Regions from separate parts of the Mus musculus genome. Here all the other regions are linked to region 3. Evidence: chromatin loops called from intact Hi-C (ENCODE). Cell type or tissue: heart. All regions are shown on one strand. Region 1 holds the start of Gm25313 (a small nuclear RNA gene). Region 2 holds the start of Dpp8 (dipeptidylpeptidase 8). Region 3 holds the start of Rab11a (RAB11A, member RAS oncogene family).

Region 1 (4,000 bases), 460 kb after region 3:
AGAGAGAGAGAGAGAGAGAGAGAGCGCTAGCTGACTGCTTTACCATTAGGAAGCCACCAGTAAAGAAAACACAATTATTCCCAGTCTATAGGTGAGAACACTGAGGCCTCTCAAGGTTATGAGACTAGGCAGCAGGCTGTGGCACTTGTTAACAGGTCCTCAGTTTTGTCCAGTGGGCTCCCTCTGTGCTTATTCTAGCAATGGATATGAGGAGGTTTTAGATGAAGTATGTCTCTATGGGCCATCTTTGAAAAGCAGGACCTGATGGATTCATTACTGTTAGCTAATTATAATCCTTTATATCCTGTGTCTTTAGTCATCCCCATGGTGTCTTCATTAGTGATCCCTGGTCCAAAGTGCAATCAAAACTCTCCCTTCAGCTGGTACGAGGTCTGCCATCTCGGAGAGTGGTCCTGGTGTGGATGTGCCTTCCCACTGACTAGGGTCAGGGGTTTGGGACATAAAGAGCTCAGAAGCCTGCTACATCCTCTTTGATGTGTCACATGTGGACAACCCTAGTGGCAGCTTGTCTTATTTTAAGTTAGAGACCCAGGATCACCAGCCAAAGGCTTATTTTCTCTTTCTGGAGGCTTCACCAACCTGAAGGGATGAAGAGATGGGCAGGAATTAGCTCCTTCCAATGGGAATTAACCACAGGGAAACAGTCTTTGGGACTCTGACACAATGGGTGAGCTCAGGACCCATTCCATTCCGATCTGAGATGTGTGTGTTTCCGGTCCTTTCTGGAACATTCTGTGTTTGCCTCCCTCAAGGCCTGACACCCACACCTCTGCCCTAACAAGGCCTTCATGACTCTTGGGCAGACTGCTCCCACCACCCTCCACAAAGCGCTTGCCTGCTAGCATGCATGAGACTGCCGTTAAGCTGAAGTCAAGCATGCCCAGCAGTTCCACTCCTAGGTATGTATGTGAACATACATGTGAATGTAAGTGACTGCATGGATGTGAGTGTGTGCATAAGCGCACGTGTGTGTAAGTGCCTGCATGTTATTTACAGAAATGTTATGCAGGTGTGTTTACATGGCTCTGTGACAGCTTGCATATGAGGATGCATGTGTGAGTGTTTGCATGGAAGTGCACTGTGTGAGCCTGCTTATGAATGTTGTGTGGGCGCGTGCCAGCATCTGCCGCCCGTCAGGCTTGGATTGACCTTGCAGTATGGTTCTGTCTCTGCTATTTTCGTCACCACAGGAAGCCTGTCTGAGTCAGGCCCCACAGGATGGACAGCCTTGTAGTCACTAAAGGCCAGGGCGGTTCTTACAGACCGAGTGCACTTTGGTTCTGCCACTCTCTGATCTCTACTTCCTGGAGCTCAGCACTTAACTTCATGAAATGTCAGAGCCTAGGGCACAGCGGGTGGGAGTGTCAGACTATCTGATTCACCTGACAAATAGGGGAGACCAGGCCCTAGTCAGGTTCCTGCTGTTTAAACACTCAGGACTGCAGAGACTGCACAATATTTAGCTCCCAGCTAGCTGAGAACAGCATCTCCCCAAATCTTTTCTCTCCCTGCCACAACAACCTGGAGTCTTTTGTCAGCCTCAAAGTCAAGTCCGAAACATTGGCTTCCCTGGGACCTTCAGCCCTAGCCCTCAGGCTGGAAAAGGGGGTCCACCAGAGGAAACACTGCAATATGATCCGGCTATACCCCTCTCCATCATCACGGAGTCTTTCATTGGGTCTGACTTAGCCCCTCTCTTCAAGAGAATGTTGGTCTGGTGCTGAGCAGAATTTTAACTGTGGCTAATGGTAAGCTTGTTTTTGATCAAAGTCCATGTATGCCCTGAAGCTTGCTATATAGACCAGGATGGGCTTAAAATCTACATGCCTTCTCCTCACAGTTTTTTCCCCTTAAAACACACACAAGCACACACACAAGCTGTCTACCAGAGCTCTATTTCAACGCTTGGCTGTGTAGGTCACTTAAAGCAGTGAGTAGATATACAAACTATCAGTAATGCACAGTAGTAGTTCTGTTGTTAGACATTCTAAATATAGCCTTGCCGAAACAAGGCCTCAAAAAATTGGTTTAAGACTCAGAGTTGTTCCTCTCCACGGAAATCTTTAGTAAAAGGCGAAAGATTTATACGATCTGAAGAGAAACCAGAGTATGCTTACCAGTACTGTAACTCACAGCTCGGGTAAGAACAACTCCTAGCACAGTGATGGTGTCCACTTGACTCGCAACTATTCTAGCTAAACAGAACCACTCTTTTTGTTTTATAAATTTAATCTAACTTTCACGGAGATATTCTCAGAGCAACACATTAATTTTTCGATATGTTTTTGTATTGTGCGCAGTGTTCTGTGGGTATGCAAATAATATGGCGGCCCCGCCCTGCGGACACGGGCGGGGGCGGTGCCTCCACGCAGTGTCCGGCTGGGCCACCAGAGGGCGACGCCCAGAACTGGCTGGTAGTTCAAGTCTGAGAATCAGATTTTTATAGTCTGTGTTTCTGTACATCTATGTTTTATTAACTTAAAATCTACATTTGTTTTATTTTTACTCTTGTGATGCTGGGGATTGGAAGTAGAGCCTCACACGTATTAGACAAGCACTCTACAACGAGCTATATTCCCAACCCTAATTACTGCAATAAATTTGAACAAGAGCATACCATTCAACTGTGAGGTCACTAAATCCCGGCTCTTGCTTTAGTGAGAGCGAGAGGTGGGTTTAAACAGTGTACCACTTTCCTGTTTCCTGGATTGCACGGCGAGCATCTGAGTAGCTTGTGGGTGTAGTGGATTTAAGTCGTGTGCTCAGCGCTTCACTTTGCTTTCTTATCTGTCATTTAAGAGTCTGTGACCACGCTGGCTTTAAAATTGGAGCTTGCGGGCTAGTGAGATGGCTCAGCAGGTAAGAGCACCCGACTGTTCTTCCAAAGGTCCTGAGTTCAAATCCCAGCAACCACATGGTGGTTCACAACCATCTGTAATGAGGTCTGACGCCCTCATCTGGTGTGTCTGAAGACAGCTACAGTGTACTTACATATAATAAATAAATAAATCTTAAAAAAAAAAATTGGAGCTTGCAGCCAGGCATATAGTGCATGCCTTTAGTCCCAGAAGTTGGAAGGTAGAGGCAGGCAGATCTCTGTGAATTTGAGGCCTGGCTACAGCCTGGTCTACATAGTGGATTCCAGAACAGCTGTGCAGACCCTGTCTCGAATGAATAAATGAATAAATGAATAAATGAATGAATGAATGAATAAATAAATAAATAATACAATTGTAGCTTGAACACTAGTTCCGGTTTCCTGTTGACCACATTACTGCTGTGGACAAGACCTTGTGGGTCTTTGACCCTGAACTTTTAAGACTCCCTGTCCTTTCCCTGGTGGTTTTCAGTGGCGCCCAGGACCTGCCCACCCTGACCCTGTGCTTTTTGTGTATTGGTGACTCCGGTTGGCCTCAAACTCCTCCTGCTTTTGCCTCAGTCTCAAATACTGGGATCACAGACACACACCACCACACCCAGTGCTGGCCACCTCTCCTCAGTCGCAATGAGGTGAGTCAGCAGTTCTCGCCTCCAGTAGCAGGTCTTGGACCTTTTAGTTTGGAACAGCTGTAACAAAAAAGTGACAGCCATGTCCCCTTGTGACTGCGGGGCCCTTGAAACCTTAGTGCATCTGGGAAAAGAGTGCTGTTGAGAGACAGGCTCTTACGCTGCATCTGAGGCACACTCAGCTCCTGAACTATTTTTTAAGCATTTCGTTTTTTGTTTGTTTTTGTTTGTTTTCTTCTCTCTCTGGCCCTGCTCACTCTAGCCCAAAGATTTATTTACTTATCATATGTAAGTACACTCTAGCTGTCTTCAGACACACTCAGAAGAGTGCATCAGATCCCATTACAGATGGTTGTGAGCTACCATGTGGTTGCTGGGATTTGAACTCAGGACCTTCGGAAGAGCAATCTCTCCAGCCCAGCTTTTTTTCTTCTTCTTCTTTTAATTTTATTTATTGTTGGTTTGGTTTGGT
Region 2 (4,000 bases), 290 kb after region 3:
GCGGGCACACACATGGGTTCAAGGAACGGTCAAAACACTGGCAGACACAAGGGTTCAAGGAGTGGCCAGAGCATTGTGCACCTCTATTTTTCTAAATTAGTGAAGCTAGTTCTGCTAACAATGAAATCTATCTTGCCAATTTCAGGGCTTCTGTGACCTTTTACATTCTGTCAGGATCTTTCAGTGGGACACACACTGATGAGGGATGAGCTATGGGACACCCACCCCTGAGATGGGAGTTACTGGACACCTACCCCTGAAGAGACAATTCTCGATTGTGCTAAGCAGCTTTTATGTTCTTGGCAAGGGGGAAAGAAAACCACATAGGAAGCTGCAGGGAGAGATGTTGCATGAAATATTAGAGAAGTATCTTTCTAGCATTTTCCCAGGGGAGACAGCTTGGAACTCCGCACAAACCTACCCTCTCCACTAAGGCCCAGCTCAGCTCTGGCTAGGACCTCTGCTCCGTGGCTGTACGGACATAGGTGGTGTTGGCAAGATGCGGTGCTACAGACGCTGCCCTACAGCTTCACCAGAATCTGAGGGCTGTTTAGAAGCCTCGGTGCTGGGGGATTGAGTCCAAGGCTTCAGATGTGCCAAGCACATCTGTGAGGGGGAAGAGGAGGAGCTAGAGACGGGGTCACACTCTGTAGCAAGGCTTGCCTGGTCTAGAAAGCACTATATAAGCTGGGCTGGCCTCCATCTCACTGGATAGCTTAGGCTAAGCTCAAGCTCACGGCAGTTCTCTTATCTAGTTTCCCAAACAGGGACCTACAGGTGCAAGGCACCACACCCTGCTGCTAAGCACCTGTCCTACTGCAGAGATACAGTCCTAGCCGGGGAGGGTTTGTTTGTTCATCTTAACCACAGTGGAGGAGAGAGAAAATAACTCTGAAAACTTACAAATCTGAGTCTCTGTCTCTGTCTCTGTCTCTGTCTCTGTTGTCCAGACTGGTCCTGAACTCAGACAGAATCCTCCTGCCTCAACTTCCTGAGTACTGGGATTTCCAGCCTGTACCACCAGGCCTTTCTTCTAATTCATTATGAGGACGCAAACTGCACAAAAATCAGATGTGTCCTTTTCCCTCGCTCTTTGTGGGCCCAGATTTGAGAATAGCGTCAGCAAATGATAGAGAATCCATGAGCCCAAAGGAAATTCAAGATAGCACACTGTATTTTGATAATGGAGTAGGTGTATGTATTTAGAGTCTTAAAACGTGCTCTCAGATCAGAGACGTCAAATGGGATACTTAGAGAAAACCACTGTTCTTTTTCTCTTTTAAAAGATTTTATTTATTTTACATATATGAGAGTACTGTCTGTCCTCAGACATACTAGAAGACAGCATCGGATCCCATTACAGATGGTTGTGAGCCACCATGTGGTTGCTGGGAATTGAACTCGGGACCTCTGGAAAAGCAGTTGGTACTCCTAACCACTGAGCCGTCTCTCCAGCCCCTACTGTCCTTTCTTTTAGGGAGCTCAACATCAAAAAGAAAAAAGAAAAAAATTCAAGGGAAGGCTCCTTTAACCTCACAGTGGGTCAGTACACACTGCAGTAGGACATGGTGCCTGTGGGTCCTCTCTTAATGCCATTACAATAATCCCACTGATACACAGCTCCCAAAGACAGTAACAGGAACTGGGGAGGCATAGCTCCTCCACCAGTCTGGTCTCTGCCTACTTTCCCAGCTACCTTTACACTTCTTTCCCCACTCTTTCCCTCAGCTAACGTACAGTGTGGATTAGGAAATAAATGATGGGTCAAGGGACCTGCCTCTCAGTGTAGCAGCCACCTCCAGGCCTTATTTCTCCATCTTTCATGTCTCAGTGCCACAGGCATTGTTAGCTTTTATCACTACTGAATGCCAATGTTGTTATATCCATTTACAGAGAGAAGACCCCAACCCAACAAAGAATGGGTGGTCTACTAAAGATCTTTAACATTAAAGTTCTGGAGGCTAGAGAGATGATGGTTCAGAGGTTAAGAGCGCTGGCTGCTGCTCCAGAGGTCCAGAGTTTAATTCCCAGCAACCACATGGTGGCTCACAGTCATCTATAATGGGATCTGATGCCCTCTTCTGGCATGCAGGTGTACATGCTGATAGAGCACTCATATACATAAAATAAATAATCAATTAGTTAAAAAAAAAAAAAAAAAGAAAAAAATGAGCACATGATGAACAGTGTTGGTGAGCTTGAGATGGGTCCGCAGTGTGGAAAGGGGAAGCTTTGTGAGTTCTGGGCACTGCCGTAGCTAGGAGCCGGGACAGGACCCACCCGGGTTTTGAGGAAGTGACCAGGAAGTGTTTGCTGAGTTTGCTTGGTTTTGGTGGGAGGTGGTGTGGGCACTTATGGAGTATGGATTGGTGTTAATGTGTGTTGTGGAAATGTGACCCTCAAGGAGGAATGTATTTTAGTGCTACTGACGTAAATAAAATGTAAACGTCACTGAAAAAAAAATTAAAAAAAGAAAAAAGAAAAGAAAAGAAAAATTTCTGTATCCAAATTCACATTTGTTTGTTTGTTTTTTTCCGTCATAACTGTAATGCTGAGGTCTCCAAAGCCATGGTTGGCCTCTGTCATCTCAAAAAGGCAGGAATTTTGGCTTTCTGCTCTAACGCAGGGATGTGTGTGTGAGTGAGAGAGAGAGACAGAGAGACAGAGACAGGGAGACAGAGAGACAGAGAGAGGGAGACAGAGACAGACAGAGATTGGATATAGAGGTTGGATAAGCGCCTGCTGGACCTGGCTTGTTCTTTCAGAAATCTTGTAGGCCCAGGTGCCTGTACCTGCTGAGCCATCCCACCGGCCAGTGAACATGAAGTTTATTTACTTTGAGTAGCTAACAGAGGTGGGGTGAATGTTGCTTTCTCTTCTAACCTTGTATGTTTTCCCTCCTGTCAGGCAGTCCACGTGCGGCACCTCCTCCCGCCGCTCGGTGGCGCTGTGGGGCCCCCTCGCGCACAGAAGCGAGAGTCATCCTTTCTTGGTCCGGCCGCTAGCCTTCCTCTGTCGGAGGGCGGGGCTCGGGGAACCGGAAGTGCCGAGGCCTCCGGTGCTGTCTTCGCCTCCGCCGCTTTTAAGTCCCTTCGTCCGCTGCCTGGGGGCCGCGGGGGCCGCCGCCGAGGAAGCTGCTGTGGCCCCGACGGGAGCGGAGGCGGCGCGGCATGAAGCGGCGTAGGCCCGCTCCATAGCGCATCCGGACGGTCCGGGCGGGCCCGGGGGGAAGGTGCAGTATCCGCCCGCTCTCCCTCCCCTGCGCCCGCGAGGCCACGGAGCTCCGGCCGGCCGCCCTCGGGCCGCTCCCGCCGGGAGAGCGGGTGGCTGGGCCCCGTTGGCCGGAAGAGGAAGCGCACACTCGGATTGCGAGGCTGCCAACGTTCACTGGGCGCCCCTGAACGCTGGCTGCTGCCCGCTCGGACTCCCACGTCCGTTATCTTGATAGAGCCTGGCTTGGGTTGGGATGCCGGGGACAGTCCGGGCATTCGGAGGAGGAAACGGAAATCCGCAGAGGCGAAGGGGTTCGCCTGAGGTCCGCCAGTGGCGGATGGGATTCGCCTTTGGACTCGCTGCTTTCCCCTAGCCGGGTGTTCCTTCCTCCCTCCCTCCTGCTTCACTCTAGATCCATCCCTCCGCGCTCACTGTCTCGCTGCCATTCTGTTCCACGCATTCGCAGCAGGGTCCTTGCCCTTCCTGTCCAGCTTGCTCATCCTCTTTTAACTAAGCCTTGCTGTTCCTACTGTCCTCTCGCGCCACATTCGCTGCCACACCTCTCCTCCTTCCTCATTCATAGCTTTCAAGCCCTTTACGTCGGATAAACTTTCTCAGCTGTAGACACAGAAAAGTGAAATGGCTAGGCTCCAGTGAGGTGTGCAGGGTCTAGACGACTGATTGGTTCTTACCGTAAAAAGCTACGGGATGCCATTTCTAGAGACCCCACCCCAAGAATCCCGAAGCTCTTTTTAACACAATATGTCATTTTTCAGAATGAGGGGCT
Region 3 (4,000 bases):
TAAAAAGTGGAAACTCTTCTCAGCAGAATTTTTAAACACCCAGTCTCACACAGCAAAGTATACAAAAAAATAAAACCAGAACCCACATAGACACAAAATATTTCAGAAGTTTCTTGGTTCTGTGCTTCTTTATTAAAATTTACATGTTCTTTATAAAGATGTATTGATTAGTGAGTGAGGTGGCTCAGTGGGGAATGATGCTTGCTTACCACGCCTGATGACATGAATTTGATCCCTGAGACTGTCGGGGTGGAAGAAAAGAACTGACTCCCAAAATTTGTTCTCTTACCCTCAACATGTGCTATAGTACACACTAGCATACACAAGTCAGTAAATACAATTTTTTAAAAACTTTAGGAGCCGGGCATGGTGGCACATGCCTTTAATCCCAGCACTTGGGAGGCAGAGGCAGGCGGATTTCTGAGTTCGAGGCCAGCCTGGTCTACAAAGTGAGTTCCAGGACAGCCAGAGCCATACAGAGAAACCCTGTCTCGAAAAAACCAAAAAATAAAAAATAAAAATAAAAAAATTTTAAAAGATTTATAGCTCAAAAGTCGGACAAGAACTATAACTTCATTTATAACCACTGAGTCCTCACAAGAGCTAAGTTTTATAATCTCACTCCCCAAAAAGTATCACAGTATTTCCTTTACTGAGGAAACTGAGGCTCAAAAAAGTTGAGCTGGGAGAAATAGTATAATTATATCATAATCTCAAAAAGTAAAAAAATACAAAAAAAAGTTAACTTTTCCAAGGTTACAAGGCAAAGAAACATAAAACCCCCATGTTTTCTCATTGATCAGAGGATGGTCTAATCTAAAAATTAAACTTTAATTCCTTCGGCCAATCTAGGATAAATTAACATTCTTAGAAAAAATAAAGTTTTCTATAACCAACATTCACATTCCAAACCAAATAAGAGAAATAACTTCAAAAGGTACCACCATTACAAAGTACTTAAAAATAAAACTCCCTTGATTGACTAAACCTTAGGATTTAGGTAATTTCAAATAATCTCAAATGCCTTAAATAAACATCCTAGGTCTCCTATTTGTTTTTATTTTTTTTTAATTTTATCTTATTTTATTTTATTTTTTGAGACAGGGACTCACTATGTAACCTGGTTATCCTGGAACTCACTCTGTAGACCAGGCTGGACTGGAACTGCCTGCCTCTTCCTCCCAAATGCCGGGATTTTAAAAGCCTATACCGCCAAGGCCTGCTTTCCTAGTAGTATTTTTAAGGTTTGGTGCCTTCTTATCTATACATTACTTTCCAATATGGTAGTAAGGGTAACACTGAAGGTACTTACTCTATAAATAGAATATTCGGAGTAACTTTTGATAAGGGTGTACTAGCAGCTAATATGTCAAGACTTGTAAAGAATTTGGAAATGTTTCCTGCTTCTTCACTTAGTCCAATCACTCTTAGCACCCAATGGCAAAGCCAGGAACACTCACCATGCTTAACACTCTTGAAACTCCACCCTCCCCAGAAAAGCTTTAAAAGCAAGGGCTTCTTCCTCACTGGCAATGATCTTTGTTCAACAAATTACTGATGGCTGCCCTTCTAATTCAGGAGCAGAGCAAGGCTACGAAAGTGAGAGCGCATTCATGAACAAAAAAAGCGTTCACTGTACTCTCTCGTCACTGAGAACTGTATCCTTTCACTTCAGCTTCTTCGCGGACTCAACCCATAAGCAAGTCTCTATTTACATTCTTCCCTGTTCTGTCCACCGGCTCCACATTTCCCCCCATCCTGTAATAAATTCTTGATTTCACTAAAAGGGCACGCTAGCACTATAACCCTCTCTCACTGTTTGGGAAAGGTATGTGACCAACCAGGGTTCTTCCCTTCCTGTCGGATCCTCCCAGTATTGCAGCAGGAAGCAACCAGTCCACAGTGATAAGCTCGCTAGTATTTGTGCAGCGCACAACCTTTCCTGTTCGGGAACTGGGCCTTCAGGTCTGGCAGGGATAACAGCCACCACCCATCCGCAGCCCCTTCTCGAAAGCCAAGTAAAAGGAGTTATCCCGGTCTGGTTGTAGCTAGGCAGGGACAGAGATGAAAAGGGGGGGAAAAAAAAAAAAAAAGAAAAACGCGAGGTGGGAAGTCATCTGCTTGCCTGGACACTGCGACAAGTGCATGAACGCCAGGAGTGATGGACAGCCCCTCTTGCCCTCCCCTTCTCTCCCTCCCACCAGCCAGGTCGCTCCGGAGTGCTAAACATTAGTTGCCCGTCTGTGGGGAGGGAGGGGACAGTCCGCGGGTACTGACCTCGAGGTCTGCGGGGATGGGGGTGGGGGCCCGGGGACGGGCGAATCTGGCCGAAGCCCAGGAAAAGGCTCACGAGGAGGGAAGGGAAGAAAAGGGAAACGAACAGAAAAGAGAAAAAGCAACACCCCCGCCCCCCGAGCCAGTGGGTGTCCCGATATGGGTGCTCAGCCCAGGCAGGGGCCTGTCAGAGGGGGGACGTGAGACGAGCAGCAGCATCCAAGAGGAGGGGCTCGAGACGCCCAGGGAAGGAACTGCACGGCCGTGAGGGACGCAGCCATCGGGGAGGACATACAGAGAGGGGCGCCGCGGCTCGTCAGGCCTCCCAAGGGCGCGGGAACCCGGACGAGCGGCGGGACCCCCGACGGGGCGGCAGGAAGGAAGCGCCGAGGCGGACTCCGACCAGGGCAGGGCTGGCCCTGCGCGGGTCCCCCGGGAGTGTCTCGGGCCCCAAATGGGCTCTCGCTGGCCCACGGCCTCACCTTTAAAGAGGTAGTCGTACTCGTCGTCGCGGGTGCCCATGGCGCGGCCGAGGAGCTGAGGGGCGGGAGCGGCGGTGGCAACGGCGGCGGGACCAGGGGGCGTCGCTGCAGGGGTAACCCGAGCGAGCGAGGAGCTTCAGCTGCCGGACCCGGTGACGAGCCCCGCCCTGTATGCGTCACTTCCGGAAGGCCCCAGCCCCTCGCAGAAAGTACTTCCGGAGAGATGGCACCCCGCCCATAAGCTAGGCAGGGTGGAATGCGCAGGAGTGGACACCACATTCTCACCCGGCTTTGGGAAGGCATACAGGAAAAACAATCCTAAAATGGTCCTTGGAGCCTTTGGCTTGTTCTTCTCCCCAATCATTCAGAGAAGCGAAGTGTAAATCTTTTAGTATCTGGCTTCCGGTTGGGGGCGGAGTTTTGTCAGCATTAGAGACCCGAAGGCACTGCTGCCTCCGTGCTGGTTCCATGGTGTAATGGTTAGCACTCTGGACTCTGAATCCAGCGATCCGAGTTCAAATCTCGGTGGAACCTGCTCCCTTTTCTTCATACTTTTAACTCATATTGATTGTATTCTTTAGCTCATATTGAATAATAGAATAACCTTGTTATATCTGCTCTTGGATTGAACCACAGGTAGCCTTTACCTATGAAGACTACACTAATCAATCTTGTCAATTCAGTAGTATCTGATCTTCATGGAGACCTATTGAACTCTTTGGTTTTTCTTAGCCTTGGAGAAAGTTTGTTACTTGATTCCTTTTGCTGGAATTTTATACCCTCAGCTTCAGTTAAGGATAGGCACTCCTCACCCACTCAATCTCTCCACAAATCTATTGCACTATCTCCAGATGTCATTAAGAGAACTTCGCCCACCCTTTCTCATAAAGATTCAAGATCTTGAGTCCTATTTTCTGGCCTTCGAGCTAAGCCCGATTAAATAAATTTTAACACAAGAAGAATGGCAATTCCCATGTTAGCAAATATCAGTGTTAAGACTCAAGAAATTTGCCACAGCATCTCCTAATAATTTTGTTCTTGTTGTTTGAGGTGGTTTCACTCCCCCTCTGTACCCCAGAATATAGCTCAGGCTGGCCCTGCTGTCCTCCTCTGCCCCTTCCCACCTCCACCTCCGTCCACACAGAGGCATAGTCATCTAATAATTCCTGGGAAACAGATGTTTGTCATTCAGCCTACAGATGGAATTCAAATTGCTAATCAACTGACCTTAAGCAGAGATGTTA

Evidence for each region. Peaks named below come from ENCODE experiments on the same cell type or tissue, not always from the same donor. Only the 100,000 strongest peaks of a DNase experiment are listed, where the experiment ranks them.
Region 1: it touches region 3 in a loop (3-fold over the local background); 1 of 42 quality-filtered maps calls a loop at or near these places.
Region 2: a loop joins it to region 3, with 4 times the contacts of the local background. A loop is called at or near these places in 1 of 42 quality-filtered maps.

What each region holds. Positions count from the first base shown.
Region 1 is chr9:65,194,556-65,198,555 of GRCm38, forward strand. It overlaps Gm40527 (a long non-coding RNA gene), which reads left to right. Exons shown (of 3, transcript XR_870869.2): 1 at 1-920. Gm25313 (a small nuclear RNA gene) reads right to left here and starts at 2,132; the gene lies at 2,017-2,132. In heart, no CTCF peak of the experiment used is centred here; DNase peaks (open chromatin) are centred at 1,246, 1,747 and 2,386; H3K4me3 peaks cover 625 bases; H3K27ac peaks cover 3,054 bases.
Region 2 is chr9:65,029,392-65,033,391 of GRCm38, forward strand. Dpp8 (dipeptidylpeptidase 8) reads left to right here and starts at 3,067. Exons shown (of 21, transcript NM_028906.2): 1 at 3,067-3,232. It overlaps Gm39362 (a long non-coding RNA gene), which reads right to left and starts at 2,021. Exons shown (of 3, transcript XR_870867.3): 1 at 422-2,021. In heart, a CTCF peak has its summit at 2,057 (motif pointing left); DNase peaks (open chromatin) are centred at 2,250 and 3,020; H3K4me3 peaks cover 1,398 bases; H3K27ac peaks cover 1,337 bases.
Region 3 is chr9:64,734,828-64,738,827 of GRCm38, forward strand. It overlaps Rab11a (RAB11A, member RAS oncogene family), which reads right to left and starts at 2,929. Exons shown (of 5, transcript NM_017382.5): 1 at 2,757-2,929. The coding sequence starts at 2,796. It overlaps n-TQctg9 (a tRNA gene), which reads left to right and starts at 3,219; the gene lies at 3,219-3,290. In heart, CTCF peaks have their summits at 1,861 and 2,829; DNase peaks (open chromatin) are centred at 1,934 and 2,934; H3K4me3 peaks cover 2,541 bases; H3K27ac peaks cover 2,167 bases.